2 separate regions of the Homo sapiens genome follow, and region 2 is linked to region 1. The links are chromatin loops, found by intact Hi-C in ENCODE. Cell type or tissue: OCI-LY7. All regions are shown on one strand. Each heading gives the region's core, and the rest is flanking DNA. Links, peaks and the distances in the headings are about the cores only.

What was found. A loop is a pair of places that touch in the nucleus more often than their neighbours do. Peaks named below come from ENCODE experiments on the same cell type or tissue, not always from the same donor. Only the 100,000 strongest peaks of a DNase experiment are listed, where the experiment ranks them.
Region 2: it touches region 1 in a loop (7-fold over the local background); 3 of 110 quality-filtered maps call a loop at or near these places.

Annotation. Positions count from the first base shown.
Region 1 is chr2:130,366,956-130,377,251 of GRCh38, reverse strand. It overlaps PTPN18 (protein tyrosine phosphatase non-receptor type 18), which reads right to left. Exons shown (of 15, transcript NM_014369.4): 6 at 8,051-8,119; 7 at 7,425-7,487; 8 at 7,062-7,204; 9 at 6,629-6,695; 10 at 6,470-6,547; 11 at 6,288-6,377; 12 at 5,965-6,053; 13 at 4,769-4,995; 14 at 4,305-4,379; 15 at 1,847-4,095. The coding sequence ends at 4,028. Among named protein-coding and RNA genes, the nearest start is that of PTPN18, 16 kb to the right of the region's middle. RefSeq lists a silencer at 4,319-5,068 and an enhancer at 4,795-5,422. In OCI-LY7, for the core only: CTCF peaks have their summits at 4,393 and 4,599 (motif pointing right); DNase peaks (open chromatin) are centred at 4,041, 4,591, 5,031, 6,531 and 1 weaker place; H3K4me3 peaks cover 5,000 bases; H3K27ac peaks cover 5,000 bases.
Region 2 is chr2:130,423,789-130,434,084 of GRCh38, reverse strand. It overlaps the pseudogene FAR2P2 and the pseudogene KLF2P2. Among named protein-coding and RNA genes, the nearest start is that of PTPN18, 73 kb to the right of the region's middle. In OCI-LY7, for the core only: a CTCF peak has its summit at 6,273; a DNase peak (open chromatin) is centred at 6,284; H3K4me3 peaks cover 658 bases.

The DNA of each region.
Region 1 (10,296 bases), core at 1,879-6,878:
CAAAGTTTTCATCAATTATGTAAAGCAGCTCTCTGCCCCTGAGATTGGAAACCAACCTAACCACAAATGGGGCCTAGTTTTCTCTCAGGACGTCACGGTCTAAGACAAACAAATGCCATACAAAGGAGAGAAGTCAAGGCAGGGGATGTTGAAAGCAGAAAAGGAGAAGTAACTAACTCCTGTGAAAAGGAGGCATCATCAGATCCGATCCTACTTGGAAACTGACAGCTGAGCCTTCACTGTTCCTACTGGGTCAGAAACAAAGCAACACGAGTATGGTGCCTGCAACGGTCCCATTGACCCCCACATCCCATGGGGGTTTGTGAGAGCCCAGACAGATGCTGTGCACCCAGTGGGCTGCACTGCAGAAGAGGAGCCCTGAGCTCAGGGCATATCCAGAAGGAAACATCACCTGCTGCAGTGTCCTATTGCAAACACAGCTCTGAGATGCCCAGTTCAGGAGCGGCCAGGCCTTGCATTCCTGGATACCCAGTGTGTGAGTTTCCTGTGGCTGCCATAACAAATGACTATAAACCGTGTGGCTCAAAACATGTTTATTCTCTTACAGTTCTGAGGTCCCAAAGCCTGAAACTGACGGGTCAGCAGGGTGGTTCCCTCTACTGTCTGTGAGGGAGAATCGGCCAGGCCTCTCTCCTGGCCCCTGGTGGTTTGCTGGCAATCTTTGGCATTCCTTGGTTTGCAGACACTTCATCCCCATCTCTGCCTCCATCTCAATGACCTTCTTCTCTTTGTCTCTGCGTCTCTCTCTCTTTTCTCTTATAAAGACATCATTGGGTTTAGGGCCCATCCTAAATACAGGATGATTTCATCTCCAGGTGTTTTAATTACATTTGCAAAGACCCTTTTTCCAAATAAGGTCGCATTCACAGGTTCTAGAAGTTAGGACTTGGACCTATCTTTTTGGGGGCCACCATTCAACCCACTACCTCCAGGAAAGACCTGTAGGAGAGCAAGAGACGGGTGGAGGATTGCCTCTCCCATTGCTGAGCTTTCTTAACAAGAGAACGGTTTTTATGTCAGCCTGAAGTAGTGATCTACATGAGCAAAGACATGGGTCTGGAAAGAGGAAAAGAATATTTGAGACAAGGTGTCATACTTTACTAGAAGTGAGGAAACCCGGAGTAAATGGTGTGAGATAAATCAGCCTGCACACTTCCTAAGTGTCAGCACTGTTCTCGGAGCTGGGACAGTAGCTGTAAACCAAACAAAAACTCCTGCCCTCACGCAGCTTACATTCTGATCAGGAGAGACAGGAAACAATATTAAGAGGTAAATGTTCAAATATATTAGAGGCAGAATCTAGGAGAAAAGTATCCAAGGCAGAGAGAATAACCAGGGCAAATGCCTGAGTGGAAACTGTGCTTGCCATGCTGGGCCAGGAGTGAGGCTACTGGGTGTGAAGTCAGAAACCAAGAAGGCGCAGAGACTGGACCCTCCTCGCATGCTGACAAGGTGGCCTGCACAGCTCCACATCACATGCACATGTGTATAAAACACCAGACCAAGGCCGGGAGCAGTGACTCACGCCAGTAATCCCAGCACTTCGTGAGGCAGGGGCAGGTAGATCACGAGGTCAGGAGTTCGAGACCAGCCTTGCCAACGTGGTGAAACCCCATCTCTACTAAAAATACAAATATTAGCTGGGCATAGTGGTACACGCGTTTAATCCCAGCTACTTGAGAGGCTGAGGCAGAAGAATTGCTTGAACCTGGGAGGCGGAGACAGAGGTTGTAGTGAGCCAAGATTGCGACATTGTACTCCAGCCTGGGCGACAGAGCAAGACTCCATCTTTGGGGAAGAAAAAAAGGAAAAACAGACCTCTGAATCGGAGAAATGGACAGTTTATTACTCACAGTGAACACAGCAGCCAGAACAGTATCTTTAGTCACTTTCCCATGCCCCTATTCCCAAGAAGAGGGCATGTGGATCGTACCAGCTGGGCAGGCAGTGGGTCTGCATCCCAGGAGAGGGACCCGAAACTGGGAGACTTGGAGATTTTATCAGGGCTGTGGAGGACCTGCCTTTCTTCTCCTCCAGAGATAGATGACTCATTATCCAGCAACACAGAGGTCAGCACCGACCTCACCAGCAGCAGGCTCACAGGAGTGGCAGGGGCATTGGGAGAGTGGGAGGCAGCACAGGGTCAGCTCTTTCACGAAAACAGAGAAACGGGGCAGCTCTAGAGTGGGAGTAGGGGCACAGAGAACAGGAAGGAAAGGCGGCCGGCGAAGGTATGATATCACACCAGCTCCCACTGTGGGCACCCAAACCCAAGCCTCCTGGGAAAGTCTGGGAACTGTTAAAAATCCACACCTCAGCATCACCCTGCCAAGGGGTGGGGTGGGGTATGTACACATCCCCATCATTCCTTGATTGAAGGCTGCAGGAGAGTGGAGTTCATGCCAAGGCACTTGAGATCGACCATGGATGCAGCCAGGCAGAGGCAGAGGAAGGCCAGCCCTATCCCAGAGAAGGGCAGGACAGGGGTGGACATGGGGCCCAGGGCACTGTGGCAGTGCATACAGGGACCTGGGCAGGCACAGTGTCAGTCAGAGGTCCAGAGACCTGAAAGTGAGAGGGGCGGGACCCTTGAGGTTCAGGGAAAGAGCATCTTATACTTTTTCCATTTTGCAGTGACTTGGAGATTTGTCCACACCAGTGCACAGAGACGTGTCCTCCTTTTATTTCTTTTAACAGCCGCTTAATGTTTTATCCTAGCAGGAACCCTACCATGGGCCATTTAAAGTGTTTCAAATCTTAGGGGGCTGAGCCTGGTGGCTCACACCTGTAATCTCAGCACTTTGGGAGGCTGAGGCAGGAGGATTGCTTGAGGTTGGGAGTTCAAGACCAGTCTGGGCAACATGGCAAAAACTCATTTCTTAAAAAAAAAAAAAATTAGACCTGTAGTCCCAGCTACTCGGCAGGCTGTGTGAATAGTAAGGGGTCAGTCTGGTTGGGAGTCTGTCTGGCGGGGGTCTGGCTGGGGTCTGCCTAGATAGGTCCTGATTTGCTGGGGGTCCATCTGTCTGAATAGCTGGAGATGTGTACTCATTTGGGGGACTTGTCTGTCAATCTGGAGGATCATGTCTGACTAGCTGGGGTCCATCCATCAAGACATCAAGATGAGAGTCTGGCCGGCTGGCTGGGATGTCAGGATTCCATGTGGCTGATGTCTGCCTGTCTGGCAGTCCATCTGGTTGGTTAGGAGTCTGTCTGGCCAGAAGGTCTGTCAGCCAGCCAGCCCACCTGAGGGTGGGGGTGGGGTCTGAGAACTCTGTGTATCTGTTCAGCAGGGGATCTGTTTATATCTGTCTAGTAATCTAACTTAGGGGGTCCACCTGGCTGTCCAGCTAGCAGAGATGTCTGTCTTTTGGGGGCTCTGTTTGGTGGTCTCTCTGGCTGCACTGGTCTATCAAGCTGTTGGCTGGTCTCTCTCTCTCTGGCTGGGGATCCCTTTGTCCACCTGTGGACTGTATCTCTGAAGCTTTGGCTGTCTGTCCAGGTTGGTGGTCCATCTGTCTGTCTGCCTATCTGGAGGTCTTTTTATCGGTCTGCCTGGGGTTAATCTGCTTGGCTGTGGTTATGCCTGGCTTAGTTCTGCCTGGATGGCGAAGTGTCCATCCACTTCTCTGTGTGGTCCCCTGAGTGTCCAAGTGAGGGAGGCTCAGGTGCTGAGGATGGACTAGTGCTGTGTGGTGAGGAGAGCAGTCTCCGGAAGCTCATCTGTCCCTTCTCCCCTTCATAACTCAGGGGTCATGCCCCTTCCTGATCTTCTTTCTTGAATCTGCTCTGTGCAGCCTCACCAGCCACTATACCCTAGCTACCTCCTCCAGCCTCAAGCCTTGAATGCTACAGTCATTGGGGCAAAGCCCCCACATTTCCCACCCTGAGAAACTTTAACTTTGATCCAGGCCCACTGTTTCCATTCTGCGCACGGCGCTCAGCAGCACCGGGGCATCAGCAGTCCGAGCTCACAAGAGGCAACAGGCAGGAACTGGCGTTAGACTTACACCCGGGTCCACTCAGCAGGCGGGTCCCGGGGACCCTTCGGCCTCCCAATGCGCAGGTTGAAACCTGGGAGAAGAAGGGTGCCGTGGGTCTCATGGAGAAGCTGAGGTGTGTGGAAGCTGGCAGACATGAAGAAGGCCATCCCCCCGCCTCCAGGTCCTCCTGGTTCACTGCAGCCACATCCACAGGACTAAGCTCCATGCCCCATCAACCCCAGACTCCTGGGTTCACTCAAAGCAGCAAAGTCCCAGCAACCCAGGCTCTACCTGACTTACCTAGCCCACCGGTCTGAGCTCCACCCGCCACGTCCTCGTAGGCGCCAGATCCGGCAGGACTTTGGTCAGCAGGAACTGAGGGCAGCAGACCCCCCACGGGTCAGCTCCGGAAGCCCCAGGGAGTCCCAAGACCCCACCCCTAGCGGGGACGCTTCCCCGGAGGCCCGAAGGGGAGAGCCGAGGGCGCCGGGCGGGAGAAGGCACACACCCCGGACGTGGCCTCCAGCCTTTGGGCGCGGCCAAGACAAGTATTGCCAGGAACCCTGCCCCTGGACCGCGACTGCGACCGCCAGGGGGCGCTTCCGGGGCGTGGCCAGGGACGCCTGGACATCAGCGTCGGGGCGTGGCCAGGCTAGCGGCTGGGGTCCCCGCGGCCGCCAGGGCCTGACGGACCACTGCAGGATGGTTCCGCCCTGCGGATCACAGCAGGATGATGCCCTGAGAAGGAGCAAGCCTCGACTCACCGCGGCCAGGCAGCGTCCCCCTCGCGTCCTCCGCGTGCGCCCCGGGTCGCTGGGCGCGCGGCGTCACCTTGCTGTAGAGCGGCGCCTCCTCCGCGCTGCGCGCCCCCGTCCCCGTCCCCGTCCCCGTCTGCGTCCCACTCCCGGCGCCCGCTGGAGCCCCGCGCTTCTGCACCACCGCGTAGGTGTCAGCCATGGCGTGGCCCGGGGACCCGGGCACAGAGATGCTCCTGCAGGCAGGGAGGGCCGGGAGGAAGTGAAACGGCGGCGCTGGGCAGGGCGGGAGTGGGGAGGCTGCTCAGCGCGCAAACCACGGGCTTCCTTCCCGCCGAGGCGGTGCGCTAGATGGGAGGGAGGGCTCCTTGGGTTGGAGGCCTCGCTTCTGTGTCCCTAGCGCCCTGCAAGTTAGGGGGATGAAGGAGGAACGGGGTCAGCCTGGAGGGTAATTTGGGGCAGAGTGTTGGTTTGAGGGGTGGTCATTTCTGTGTCAACGTCTACTGAACAAAAGAATGCGGAAGTGGCATAGAAGACAGGAAGGGATGGCCGCAAGGACAAGGGCCTTAAGTCTCCGCTGCGAAGGCGGCTCAATCCCATGTCCGCAGCACCCAACGTGCGGCCTGACAAGAAGGCGGCGTCTAGAATTATTTGCTGAATTTTTTTTGTTGTTTTTTTGAGACAGGATCTCGCTCTGTCGCCCAGGCTGGACTGCCGTGGTGCGATCTCGGCTTACTGCAACCTCCACCTCCCGGGCTCAAGCGACTCTCCTGCCTCAGCCTCCGGAGTAGCTGGGATTACAGGCTCTCACCAGCACGCCTGGCTAATTTTTGTATTTTTAGTAGAGACAGGGTTTCACCATGTTAACCAGGCTGGTCTCCAGCTGGGCTCAAGTGATCCGCCCTCCTTGGCCTCCCGAAGTGCTGGGATTACAGGGGTGAGCCACCTGAATTAAGGTTTGATTAGAGGATCCAGGAAAGGCCTAACTCAGAAGGCAGGGCAAGCCTTAGAGGCAGAGGCAAGGGGTAAATGAATCATCTTGGGATAATTGAATCATCTTGGGGTGGGTTCCCAGAGCTCAATTCGAAGAAAGGGCCAGCGAACACTTGGCGAAGTGAACAAGGAACGGACTGGTGTTCCAAGGATGAAGAAGGGGTTAGCCTGAGAAATTGGGCAGGGAAGAATCCGGGGATGGAGCCGGGTACCTGAGGACCCCTCCTGGTGGGCGGGGTATGGCGAGAAGTGCCTGGGGAGTCCGGAGGAAGAGGGCATCGTCGTAGAGTGGGGCACAATTCTGAAGAAAAACAGGAGGGGAGGCTCCTGAGGGAGGAAGCTGGCCAGGCCTCTCAAGGGGCTCTGGGAGAAAGCTTAAGATGGGAGAGCCTGATAAGGATGCCTGGAGGAGGGCACAGGTGGATGTCATAGTCAGTGCCTGCTCCCAGTAGTCCCGGGGGCTGGACCCTGCTCGGGGTCCTGGTCTCTGAGGGTGCTGATGGTGGACAGGAGAGTGGGAAAGGAGCCTCTGTACCTCTTTGATGTTCTGGTAGTGGGGGCTGGCATTCTGGAGTGTGGAGCAGAACATCTGAGCCACCGTGTGGTACAGGAACCTGTACTGCTCCTGTTGGGGTGAGGGACCATCAAGAAGGGAAGGCAGGGGCAAATGACAGCAGTGGGCCACTGTCCCTGAAGATTAGGAGACCCAGGGTTCACCTCTGTCTGCACGGCCGCAGGCCGCTGCTTCCTCATCTTAAGGACCACATCAAAGAGACTGAAGTCAGGTGGGATCATCTGGGGCAGACAGACAAGGCACTTGAGCAGGACACGTGGTCATGGGCAGCACACTGCACACACAGGATGCCTGTATCGTACCTGGGTCAGGAGCAGCTGCCTCACATAATCCACGGTGCACAGGACGCCTGTTCGCCCACAACCCGCACTGACAAGAGAATCAGAGTGTGCCTGGTCAGGTCCTGACCACAACCCCTTTTAGATGGGGCATTTGGGGATGGGGGTGAGGGTCCTGATGGATCCCCTGCAGAGCCTCTTGATTCCCAGAATCTTCAGATTATATCTGAACAAGGAAAACCTTTTTAATCACTTACATTTTGTTGAGCAAGAGCTGTGTGCTTATTCCCCAGCTGAGTCTGTGCTGAACAAGTGCTCACAATTACAGTCCATGGAGGGTGAGCAAGGGTTCTCAAAATAGGCACTCAGACTACAAGACTAGCCCCATGCCCTGTACTCCCCTCCATGCTCTGTCCCCTCTGCCTCACCAGACCCTCCTGAAGCCCATTTCCAAAACCTGCAGTGGACACAGAGGGGTTCAGGGCCAGATCCCTGGAGGCGACGGGCTTCCTCCACCATGGCGAGCATGTGGTCAGGACTGCTGGGGACCCCACGGTCTGGCCAGGACATATACTGTAGCTGGTACACAGAACGGGACTCCTGAAACACAGAAAAAGATGAGCAAAAGACTTAGGAAAAAAAAGAAAAAAGCATTAATTGGCCATCTACTATACACCAGGCCCACTTCTAGGCATCTTCCATTTATGTCTACCAGACAATAACTGAGGAAGTGGGTACTAGTATGATGCCCATTTTTACAGGAGAGGAAACCTCTCCCCTTTCAGGAGCCCCTTTACCTCCTCCTCCCCTGTCACAGTACCTTCTGGAATGTGACCTTGAGGGTCCTGAGCATGATGTCCTCATTCAGCCACTTCTCCTTTATCTGAGTAAGGGGGGTGGGGCAAGTAAGAAGAGGGAGGAGAACAAAGATCATAGGTACCAGAAGACATTTATAGAAAGCAAAGCATTCCTGATTAAAAAATCAAATACAGAAAACATTTTAAAAATTCATATAGCCCAAACTTTCCCCAAAGCTTTCATTAAGGAAACATTTGACACAGGAGCAAAAGAGGAACTATTATAAAAACACAAGCCCTTTTGCAATGAAAAGAGATGTCTTTTGTTCTAAAATGAAACTTTTATTGCATTTATTAAGTACTAACTGTATGTATGACTTGAGAGAGTTCCCCAAGCTCTTTTGAAATGGTAAGAGAAGTAAGAATTTCAACAACCTAACCAGGCACATTTACATGACAGAGATTAACTGATTGTAGCCAAAATAAAAATGCAAAGGCTATCCCTATAGTAAGTTCTAACTATTTGCAGGCTAACACCAGAGGGTTTCCTGCAGTATGAGTGGACTGTGGGTTAAATCATTCAACCTTTTAGGCCCAACCCAAAGCCTTTCCACCCTGGGAATCTTCCTTGAAAACTCCCACAGCTCACCAGAGTGATGCAGAAAAGCCCAGTCTGCAGTGGCTCCTGCTCCTGGGCCCAGTACCGCTCACACCTTTTCTGCAAAAGGTAAGGGAGAAAAGGCAGGGAGTGAGAAGAGGGAGTCAGCTTCAGAGCTAGCTCAATCATGCCACAAGACACCCCAGGTGCTCGTGGTGGAAGCACAGGCAGCTATACTTATAACCTATAACAGACGCCAGCCAACAGAGCCATCAGATTAAACACATGCAGACTCAATGGAGGTGCGCTGCTGACCATGCAGGGGAAATACAGTCCAGGATACCCTCCCACTGTAAGCAACTAGAAACTGGACAAAATACATGAGCCACTATTTTCAGACACTGGTTGGCAGGTGTTGCAGTACTGTGGTCACTGAACAGACCACTCCGGCTTATTGCATGGAAGTGTCACCAGGCTGTAAGACATGAGTCTAATGATCCCACTGAGTTGAGCCAGAGACCATGGCTCAAGGAGGCAAAAGCAGCTAGAATTTGCAGGGCAGAGTCCTGGAAGGAACAGAGGTATGCAAATAAAAACAAAACAATAACTTGCATAGAAGTCCCCTCCTTGATTCTTTGGTTGAATAATCTGAATATATACAACATGAAACCCCATGAGGCCAGGCAAGAATAACTTACCATGAAAGAATAGTAGGGATCTGTAGGATGAACATTTCCTTGAGCTCATGATGAGAAAGAATTCACATTCCCTCTAGCTAGAGTGTAGAGGCATTATCAACTATAAGGGGCATTTAGTAGGGAACCTAGAATGACCACACATTAGAAGTACGGCTAAATTAATTCTAGAACAAAGGCTACTTGATCAACCATCCAAAAGTTCCTGAAAAGGCAAAACACTCTAAAGAAAACAATCCAACACTTACCTGTGCAAAATTCAAAATATCAAGCATCCAATAAAATTTTGCTGGACATACAAAGAAGCAGGAAAGTGTGACCCATAACCAGGAGAAAAATTAGTCAATAGGAAAGGGCCCAGAAATAACAGTTCAGGAAAGAAGCAAAAATCTTAAAATGGCTATTACAAATACACTCAAAGATGAAAAGGAAAACATGAACATGATGCAGAGTGGAATGAAAGATACAAAAAATAACCTGAATGGAATTTATAAAGAGGAAAAATAAAATATATGAAATGAAAAATCCACTAATAGCAGGGTAGACACTAGAAGAAAGGATCAATAGACATGAAAACATAGCAATATAAATAATTCAAAATGAAATGAAAAAAATGAAAAAGAATCAGTTCTCTGTAGAAATATACCAGTCTAGTGTATGTGCACGTGGAGTCCAGAAGGAAAGGAGAAAGGGGGATAACAGAAACTTTATGTAAAGAAATAATAGGTGAAAATTTTCCCAAATTCGATGAAACTATGAACCCACAAATCCAAGAAAGTCAATGAACCAGAGGGAGAATAAACCTAAACCTAAAGAAAGTCACGCCAAGGCAGATCATGATCAAATTACTGAAAAAGAATGAAGAAGAGAAAAAAAAATTTTTTTTTGAGACCCTTGCTCTGTCACCCAGGCTTGGCGTGCAGTGGCTCAATCTCGGCTCACTGCAACCTGCAACTCCCAGGTTCAAGCGATTCTCCTGCCTCAGGCTCCTGAGTAGCTGGGATTACAGACACACACCACCATGTCCAACCTTTTTTTGTATTTTTAGTAGAGACAGGGTTTCACCAGGTTGGCCGGGCTGGTCTCGAACTCCTGACCTCAAGTGATACACCTACCTTGGCCTCCCAAAGTGCTGGGATTACAGGCATGAGCCACCACACCAGGCCCCAGAAGAGAAAATCTTAAAAGCATTATGCACAAAAGGACACATCACATACTGAGGAACAAAGTTAAGAATTATAGCAACATTTTGTCAGAAACGGCAAGTCAATGCTATGATATCCTAAAAATGCTGAAAACCTTTTCAGACAAATGAAAGCTGAGGGAATTCATCACAAACAAATCTGCATTATGAGAAATATTAGAGTAAGCTCTTCAGATGCTTACAGACAGTGGCTGCTCCAGCTATTTGAGAGGCTAAGGCAGGAGGATTGCTTGAGGCCACTTCAACACCAGCCTGAGCAACATAGCCTGTATCTTAAAAAAAAAAAAAAAAAAAAAAAAAAAATTAAAATTAGCTAGGTGTGTTGGCAACATAGCTAGCCTGTATCTAAAAAAAATCTTTTTTAGTTAGCTGAGTGCAGTGGCACACCTGTACTCCCA
Region 2 (10,296 bases), core at 3,503-8,502, 55 kb before region 1:
AAACCAACTATTACGTACACAGATATATGATGCTCTCTGATTGTTTTATCTAAAAATAGGAGTGCCTTAGGTTTATTGGCTCATTTTGTTTTATCAAACAACTTAAATGCAGTTGTGAATATTTTTGTTTACCCTCATAACCTGAGAATTTAGAATGAATATAATTATTGCCATTTTCACAAGTAAAATTGGAACGAGAATATAAAACAGTGGAATACAGGTGCAGCTAAGAGTAGCAGAGGTAAGCCATCTATAGAATATTAAAATTTCTTCCATGTGTGTTGTTAGAAATCTATAAAACCAAAATTTTTTCATGCCTGGAATCCCAGCACTTTGGGAGGCCAAGGCGGGCAGATTACCTGAGGTGAGGGGTTCGAGACTAGCCTGGCCAACATGGTGAAACCCCGTCTCTACTAAAAGTACAAAAATTAGCCAGGTGTGGTGGGCACCTGAAATCCCAGCTACTCAGGAGGCTGAGGCAGGAGAATTGCTTGAACCCGGGGAGTGGAGATTACAGTGAGCCAAGATTGTGCCACTGCACTCCAGCCTGGGCGACAAGAGTAAGACTTCATTTCAAAACAGCAACAACAACAACAACAAACAACAAGAACAACAACAAAACCCAACATTTTCTAATACAAGGAAACTCACTAAGCTTTATAAGGCCCCCATCCCTCCAAGTATTATCCTTTCCGGCTGCCCCAACATTAATGACAGCAACTGGTACTAGCCATCTGACATACAATCCCAGTACATTTTTGGGCTCTGATGTTTTCTAGGAATTTTTTCTTTACAGACTTATTGAAATTAAGCTCTATTCCCTCAAGACCTGGTTTTCATAAACTGTATAGTTTTGCAGTTGAGGGGAAATGGTCTTAGGTCAGTCAATCCACTGTTGACACAGAAATGAAATGAGGTAACGGTAGGATTATTGTTAAGATTGAGAGATGTATGAATCATCCTATGCTCTTTCCCAGCCCCCAGGTGACCATATAATTAAAATATCCTTGATATTTCTATGTAGTTTAAGTTTTTAATTCTAGAACCCCTCAATCTTTCTCTATTCAACTTGAATGAAAAGACATTTAGTATCCAGAAGACACTCAGCACTCAGAAGCAAAGGAAGAAAAATGGAAACATAATGGTCAATGCCCATGTTCTACCCCAGGATCAAATGAGGCATTAATATTGAGAGTTGTGATTCTGAATGAGTCTTAACCTCATGCACATCTTAGTTGTTCAAAAATGTGTCATGTCAGCAAGGTGGTAACAGTGAAGATTTTCTACAATCAAAATAGTATAGTTATGTTCTGTTGTATAAAATAGAAATAAATGGACCACATTGATCAGAAAAATCACCCTAGCATATTCCGACAGCTTAATTTTTAAAAAGCTATGTTATATTAACAATTTAACCACATAGATCTGTCAGCTAGAATACATGTTGCATATTTAATTGACAATAATTTTTTTTGCTCTCTCAGAGAGTTGTAGATAGATTTTGGGGTTATCAAATGGTTCTGACTTTTTTTTTTTTTTTTTTTTGAGATGGAGTCTTGCTCTGTCACCAGGCTGGAGTGCAGTGGCAAGATCTCAGCTTACTGCAACCTTTGCTCCCTGGTTTAAGTGATTCTCCTGCCTCAGCCTCCTGAATAGCTGGGATCACAGGCGCACGCCACCATGCCCAGCTAATTTTTGTATTTTTAGTAGAGACGGGGTTTCACCATGTTGGCCAGGATGGTCTCAATCTCCTGACCTCGTGATCTGCCCGCCATGGCCTCCCAAAATGCTGGGATTACAGGCATGAGTGACTGTGCCCGGCTGGTTCTGACATATTTTTAAGAAAGACTAGGCTGATGCTATGGTAACTCAGTTATTCATGATACATGTCATCTTGTAAGTAGGAGTATTCAATATTCATGGTTTTGAAGCAATTTCAGAGTACTATAATCACCACACTTGACAGACTTCAGAATTCATTGAAAATCTCTGGAAATAATTAGCAATTTGTTATCATAGACTCTAAACAGACCTTCAAAATGCATTACATAGATTTGGTAAAACAGATTGTCAGTCTGCCAAAAGTAATCACCTTGGTTTGATTTGCATTGAAGGAAAATTTTAAAATGTAAAGCTAAACTCTTCAGGATCACTGCACTGGGTTTCTATAGGACAACACTGAACAGGGCTGCCACTGAAACACCTTGGAGGAGAGCCTCAAACTCCCTGAACACAGCTTCCAGCACACTACTGGGAGAATGATTGGGACTCAAAAATATGTGCAATGAATGTACTTACGAGCTTGTTGGAAAGGAAGTAAAGAGGTTGTATGTAATTACCTCAAATTAATACTACTACAGATAAAGTAGTAATCAGTACTGACAAAGTAATAGTAGCGCTAAAGTAGTACTAATAGCCCTATACTAGTAGTAGTAATAAAGTGGCATCGCTATTGATTCTATCCGTCTACCTACCTACCTGTCTGGATGGGAGGGCATAGGATTTGACTGTAAGATTGGGCTTAGCAGTGAAGACAAAAGAGCTCATGCATGCTTTGGACAGGTACGCGCTCAAACTTGGTATCATGTGACTGTTCTGAATTCCAGAACCAAGGCTAAAAGGTGGAAGTTTTGTTTGACTGTGTCTCACATTTTCCTTTTGGTCTATTGTCTAACACATGTTGCTAGAATTCTTTTTACTCTGACTACCTTTTATGTATAGACAACGCCATTATTGACGAGATCACTCCCAAGCGGATTGGAGATTGTCCCAATACTTAGACCTATAGCAAGGCCTTGGGAGAAATGGTGGTGCAGCAGGAGAGCAGGAACCTAACCATTGCCATCCTAAGGCCCTGCATTGTGCAGAGCAACGTGGCACCAGCTTTTCCTGGTAAGCCCACTTACCTGGATTCTGTGTTTTGCTTTCAAACTAAGGTTCTTCTAGCCCAATTATTTTCTGATGTCTTTCTTCTTCTTCTTCTCCTCAGGATTTATAGTTAAGTGCAGCCAATCAAATATTAACCCATTATACTAGGGCAAAATTCCACTTTGGGATCATGCGGCTCTTCTGGCAGTTACCCTATCTTAGAGTTGGATGGAGATCTTAAATTAGCTTCTAACTACTCTAGTCTCAAAATTCCCATGGGTGATGTTTTCATATCTTGGCTTTCCCACTGTAGCTTAAACATATCAGAATGTTCTTGATGGCCAAATTGGTAGTATTGCAACTAACTGCCAGGGTGACAAAGCTCACAGAAGGATATCAGTTTGGGAATACTAATTTTTTTTAACCTCAGTATACTGCTATGTCCTTTTGAAAGTACTTTGAATTATACCATCTTCTTCAAAGCAAGTCCGTGAAGCTTTGAGGGCAGATACATTCCAGCTCCACCACTTACTGGCAATGCAACATTTTTGAGTTGTTCTTTCGGTAGAACAGGACAGATACTACTTTGGAGAGTTGGTTTAATGAGACAATGTATGAGGAGTGCTCAATCTCTAGTAAAAGGTAGATCCCTACTAAAAGGCTCAACGAATATTAGTCCCTTCATCTTCTCTTCCCGTATATCTGGTCTCCCATTATACGCATTTCGACTTTTATACTGTAAGGTAAAGAGACGGCTTAGGGCTTAGGAAACAAACTGAAAAATACATTTCCCTCTAACTACTCTTAAGCATAATCTTTCCTGTAACATCTTTAAGCAAGTCAATACACATTATTACCAATCATGTTTTCAATGTTCTCCTAAGGAGGCTAAAATCAGGAATGAGGTGAAGTATGGTTGGTGAATTGCTTAGCAGATCATGATATAAGGACAAGGTCCATTGTAGCCCTTAAGTTGTCATAAAACGCCACAAAACCATTCATGACTCCTGCTACAAACAACAATCCTGGCCAAATTTTAATTCTTGCACAAACTGCAGAAAATAGCCAATGCTTTGCCATTGATCTTTGGGATCTTAATCATACTGAATTAGATAGTTCTATCGGCTGGAGTCTCAGTGCCCTTGTTTGAAATTTATTAAGATTAGACGGCAGATGCTCCAAAGATACAACAATTTTCTGAAATGTGTAACCAATGGAAATTTTCTTTCTTTTAGGGTTGGGTTGATAATCTAAATGGATGTAGCTGACTCATTATTGCGGTATGTATAGGGATGAAGAAGTAACTGTAATGTAGTGGAGGAATAGTAAGAAAATTCTTAGTGCTGGCTTAGCTTCATTGATCCAAAAACATAAATGCTACTTTACTATCAATTGAAGCATATTATTTCAATTATTCTGGTTATAATATGGAGGCAGGATGAAATTGTTTTTATTCTTTTAGAATTTTTTTTATCAGGAAAACAGAGGTAAAGTGCTATCAATTACTATTTAAGAGTTCTATTTTGAAAAGTCTTTAATAAGGATTTTTCTTTTCTTTTTAAAAAAGACTTTTTTAAAAATTAAAAATAAAAGAAGCAAAAGTCTTAGGAAAAGGAGGCAAGTAGCCCTGCCACTCTATGTACAGTAATAACAATATCTGTCCCAGTTATTATGTACAATATTATAAAAAATGTCGCAGACAGTACAAATTAAGGCACTTATTTCTCAAAGGACATCAAGTCTTATGCCCCGTGGGAGGGAAGATGCCACTTAATTATTGCACCATTTTGAAAAACAGAACTCGTCAAGGCGGATAGTGGTCTTTTCCCACCTGGTCTTCAGTCACAGATGGGGGCTGGGGCAGTGGCGCCGTCTTCGTCGTCGAGGTAGACCCTATGGAGCCACACCGCCCTGCCGAGTTCTCTGGGTGCAATAAATACCAGTCACAGTTTGGGAGGGGGCCGTGTGCAGGTGGGGAGGCCTCTGGGCTGCATGTGCCGCTTCCTGTGCAGGGCAAGGTGGGCAGAGCGCAAGAAGGCGTGGTGGCACCAATGGCCCTGAAATGGCCAGTGGCCCCTGTGCTTGTGGTGGTGGAGCGTTAGCTTGTCTGAGTGAGCACGCTTCCAGCTGCTTCCATCCCAGTGGCAGTGGTCGGGCTTGTCACTTGTGTGCTGCGCAGATGTGCCTGCAAGGGAGAATTCTTGCTGTAGGTCTGGCCGTAGCCGCATAGGTATGCCCGGTGTTGCGGTTCCCAGGCCAGGAGCAGCTGTCATGCTTGGGCTTGGCCTCCAGCCGCTCCAGCGGGGACGCCGGTGCCACCACAAGGAGACTGCGGGCGACTGGGGGTGCCAGGCCCAGGGCTGTGGCGGTGGCGGCCAACGCCTAAGAGACTAAAGACAGGGGCGTGGAGGGGCGGAGCTGGGTGGGGGGCGCCTCATGAAGGCCGGGCTGGGTGTCCCAAACCAGGGCCACGGAAAGGCAGCGGGAAGGAGGCGTGCGGGCCGTAGGGGCTGAGGGGCGGGTGTTGGGGGCGGAATGGGAGGGACCCGGGACCTCGCATGCATGAAGCCGCAGGCCCGGGGCGCCCTAGTGTTTGAGGACGCGCGGTCCATGCCTGAACCTGGGTGCGCAGCCGCAGCTGCCGCCATCTGCCTCAGGGGGTTGGGCTTTGACCAGGCGGCTGGGCAGCGCCAGTTGAAAGCGGTTGAGCAGGCCGGGCGCAGTGGCTCACGCCTGTAATCCCAGCACTTTGGGAGACCAAGGCGGGCCGATCACGGGGTCAGGAGATCGAGACCATCCTGGCTAACACGGTGAAACCCCATCTCTACTAAACATACAAAAAAAAAAAAGTAGCCGGGCGTGGTGGCGGGCGCCTGTAGTCTCAGCACTTTGGAAGGCTGAGGCGGGCGGATCACGAGGTCAGGAGATGGAGAACATCCTGGCTAACAGGTGAAACCCCGTCTCTACTAAAAGTACAAAAACCAATTAGCCGGGTGCGGTGGCGGGCGCCTGTAGTCCCAGCTACTCCGGAGGCTGAGGCAGGAGAATGGCGTGAACCCAGGAGATGGAGCTTGCAGTGAGCCGAGATCGCGCCAATGCACTCTAGCCTGGACGACACAAGGAGACTCCATCTCAAAACAACAACAACAACAACAACAACAACAACAACAACAACAAAAACAACAAAAACCAGCTGAGCAGCGCGGGCCTTCTGGCAGCGGGTCCAGCTCCAGGGCGCCCTAGGGCAGCGGCGTGCAGTGTTCGGGTAATAGGACGCAGACGGTGGGGTCGCCGGGGGCTTCGGGGTGGCCTCGGCCCCAGGCCATCCAGCCCTGTGGACCGAATGGAGTCCCACACGCTGTTGAGGTAGTTGTGGGTTCCCCTGGCCTCGGGCTCGGCGCAGGGTCAGCGCTCCTGCAGGCGGCGCTTGCGGTACGGGCTGGTGAAAGTGGAGACGGACGGCAGGATGGATTCACTTGGCGACATGGCGGGGAGCTGGGAAGACGGACACCGGTGAGTGGCTGCCCGGGAGGGCTGGTCGGGGCGCGGACAGGCGGGCATGGTTCTGCCAAGGATTTTGCTTTATTTATCGCAAGATGGGGGTATTTCCTCCTTCCTGCAGTTTATAATTGCATGAATTAGTGCAGTGAATTGAGGATGCAGTAAAAATATCTTCAAAGATTATTAAATTCGTTATTATAAAACACATAGAAGAGTTTATGTGTGTGTATGGAAAGCAGGTATACATCAATAATTCTTAATGAATACAAGAAAGAACTACCAATATTGGGGCAAATTTTTCAAATACAAACATCAGTGAATATAGGCAAGGCCTTTTCTTTTTTATTATTCTATTTTAAGTTCTAGGGTACATGTGCACAACGTGCAGGTTTGTTACATAGGTCGACATGTGCCGGCAACGCCTTTTCAATAATGTCTTACAAGGAGAAACGTGGCTCCTCTAGGTGAGCAGCCCTCAGTGCGCATCTCCCTGAAGTCCACATTGATCCGGCAGAGCTGTGGGGTTCACAGCTCACACTGAGGCATTCAGGGCCTAAACCCCACTTTACTCTTTTGTACAATGAATGGGAAATCAGTGATCTAAATGAGTTTAAATCTTATTAGGGATTCAGACTGCCCTTCAGACTCTGTCTCTATTCCTCCCAGAGCTGGGTTCAACATGAATTCAAATAGAAATATGAGACAATGAATTATGGTAGTGACAAAGACCTTCCTTCGAATTCCGGATTTTTCTAGCAGCCCCTTTCTTTCTGCTTCCCACCTGCCTTCAACTCTTTCTCCTAAAAAAGTTCAGTTGGGGTGAACGTTTGATGACTTAGAACATCATTATTTTAACGTGATCCCAAAGCGGTTTTCATTATATGCAAAGCTGCATATTTATTCACATTTTAAAAAATGTTCTAAATTGGTTTCTTATGTCCAAAAGAAGGGGAGCTAGTTATAAGAAAAGAGAACTGAGTAACATAAGAAAGTGCTAATCATTTCAAATTAAAGTGGGAAACATGCAAAGCAGAAAGAATGAATTTCATAAACTCAACAAATTATTAACATAAATAATTCCAAACTCTTGTATCTATATAACATCAGTGATCTGTGAGGTGAAATGAGATTCTGAAGAAAAAGTAAATAATAAGGCCATTTTTCTAAGCCAAAAAAGTTTTTGTCATTAGTTGTGGAATTTCACCAATTAATTTTTTTTCAAATAAAACTTTCTTAAACTTTTACTGCCTACTATTGCTTGTAGGTTAGTAAACCCTAGCAGAAAACAAAATCATTAAGGAAATGGAAAACAAACATTAATGGGAAATTTATGTAATCTTAATTCTTAACGTGTCTTATGAGTTAATTTTTAAAATGTGAAGGTTTATTCTTGGTGTTTGGTAATTAAGTTTATTAATCTCTCACAAATATGAGGAATTTTATTCCCTAAAGGAACGTGAGGAACACGAGTAGTTCAAGAAAATGCTGAAGATGCGCTTGGCTGGGAAGCTAGGATAGGCTGACGAAGTCAGACTTAGTGTGGGAACCTGGTAAGCAGTGGATCGATGTTAGCTGTTTTCACTTATTGCACTAGTATAATCAGTTTGATGGTACATACTTCAGCCCCAGCTGTTACTTAAGACCTGGTTTCACATTTTATGTTCTTTTTCTGTGCAGGCTGGGAAAGGGTTTCTTCTGTCCATAAAAGCTACTCCAATGGCTGTGGGAGACTTAATTCCAATTCCAGGTGATACAGCCGTCAGTCTCCCACTAGCTGTAGGATGGTGTGCTGCAGTTCACAGGTGTGGATGCTCAAGTGGGCTTTCAAAGATGTCATGAGAGGGAGGGGTAATGTATTAGGCACATTTTCCAAATATAGGCATTTCATTGTACAAGACCCCAAATGTGAGAGGGTGTTTGTTTCAGTGTTTTATAGAGTTCCTAATATGCCATCATATATACATTCAGTTGTTTTCAAAATACAGTTTAGTATTTGGCTACTCACAAAGTAATAAAACATTTAAATCACTTAACCATACAATTCTTGATAACCAAAAGGCTTTTCTTTCTATTCAGTAGTTTAACATTCAGCTTTCTTTTTTAGGGCAAAGGAGATAGAAGTGGATGAAATGACAGAGTATTTTTTTAATTGAACTCTGATTAATGCCAAAAGTGTTCAATCACTATGTGTGGGGAAGTTTCCTGGTACAAAGGAAAAAAAAACAGGTTGTTCATACACTTGGCTGTGTTAGTAAGTGGTAAACAGAATTAAACTTTTCTTATGTGAACTCACACATATGTGCTTCATAATATGTCACTCCTATTTAACATCTCTTTCACACACACAGTCATCCCCCCCACACATACCCTTTTGCTAGTCTTCTTCCATTTTGCTTATTAACCCAAAGAAAGAAAAAAATATGGAAGCCTTCTTGCATAGGTTGCGTTAATCAGATGAATTATTGAAGCCACTCTGTCTAAATATTATTTTCCCTTATTTTTCCTTCATTAGTTTCCCATTCTGTTGTATTTATTTAATTTTTATTTCATTTTCCAGACCTAAGTCAATGTTAGTCTACCACTGTACGTCTGGTAACCTCAATCCCTGCAACCGGAGCAAAATGTGTAAGTACTTTAGCCATGTAACTGCATAATTACTAGTGTCTGACACAGAGAAAAAATAGACAGTGTGTCATGGAGCTTAGAGCCTACATGGGGAGAAAGACAAAAAGTAAGCAAAGAGGCAAAATAATGAGAAATTGTAAATGTGTGGTAGTTAACTAGAATGTACTGTGGTTACCAAGGAAAGCAGTCATTGGGAACACATACGTGATTGTAAGCAGTAGGGGGTCCATTGGCTATGGAGATTTTAAAAAACAATGATGAAATAAAGCAAAAGTTGATAGTTATAAAAAATCTCAGTGATAAAATACTGAAATACTCCTCCCTGCTGGGGCAGTGGGTCCTATACACACCCCTTCCCTTCTTGATATGTCACTGAGAATGCAATGTGATCAATGACCAATGAGATTTAGAAAAGTCGGGTGATGTTATTCCTTCCTTATTGAGTGTGTAATACTGATCACTAATTTATGCAACTTGTTTCTCTTGGGTGTGTGTTAACTACTCTACTAGTGATTTGTAAAAGTGAATAGGAATCACTATGGGAAAATAAAAACAACACGCAGATTCCTTGGACCCTGGGACCAAGGTCTTGGGTGATGCTGAGGAAACTATATTTTTAATAAGCATCTAAATGATTCTTGATGCTTGGGGAAATGCTCTTTGAGAAACCCTGTACTATACAAATGATTAATTTGTCTGAATGTAAGGGATTTAATCTGGTCAATGTACAAAAACCATGGAAATCAATTTGAGTACAACTTAAACATCTAATGATGGTAGAAGATAAAAGTAGGGAGTTTTGCTATTCTGTAGGATTACTTAGTACCTACTAACTAACGCACCCCTTCTATCCCTGTTACATAGGTACCACTAGCTCTTCATATTCCAATGATAAGCCATGGTACCGCACTGAAAGTTCTATTGCAGGGCAGCTAGACACTGTGGCTGATTTATATATTGTGACTTTGAATTGGAAAATGCTTTCCAGGAATGAAAAATGCCTGGCATGCCTGTTTCCTCTACCTCTCTCACACCTATAGCAAACACTGTGGGCTGATAAGACATTGGTTATCCCTGTGCCAAGGCTCTGTTCTAGATTCCCTTCTAACAGCATTTCTGGAAGCTATTACTATTAATTTGATGTCGCATTCAAATTAAACTCATTGGTGTTTCCTATCTGGGACTCTTAGGAGGGATAAAAATGCTGCCTACTGGGAGCAGTAGCCATGTTAACAGGAGGTTGAGCATATATAGTCTCAGGTGATATTACAAGGAGTGATAGACAGCTGAGTGGGTGAACAT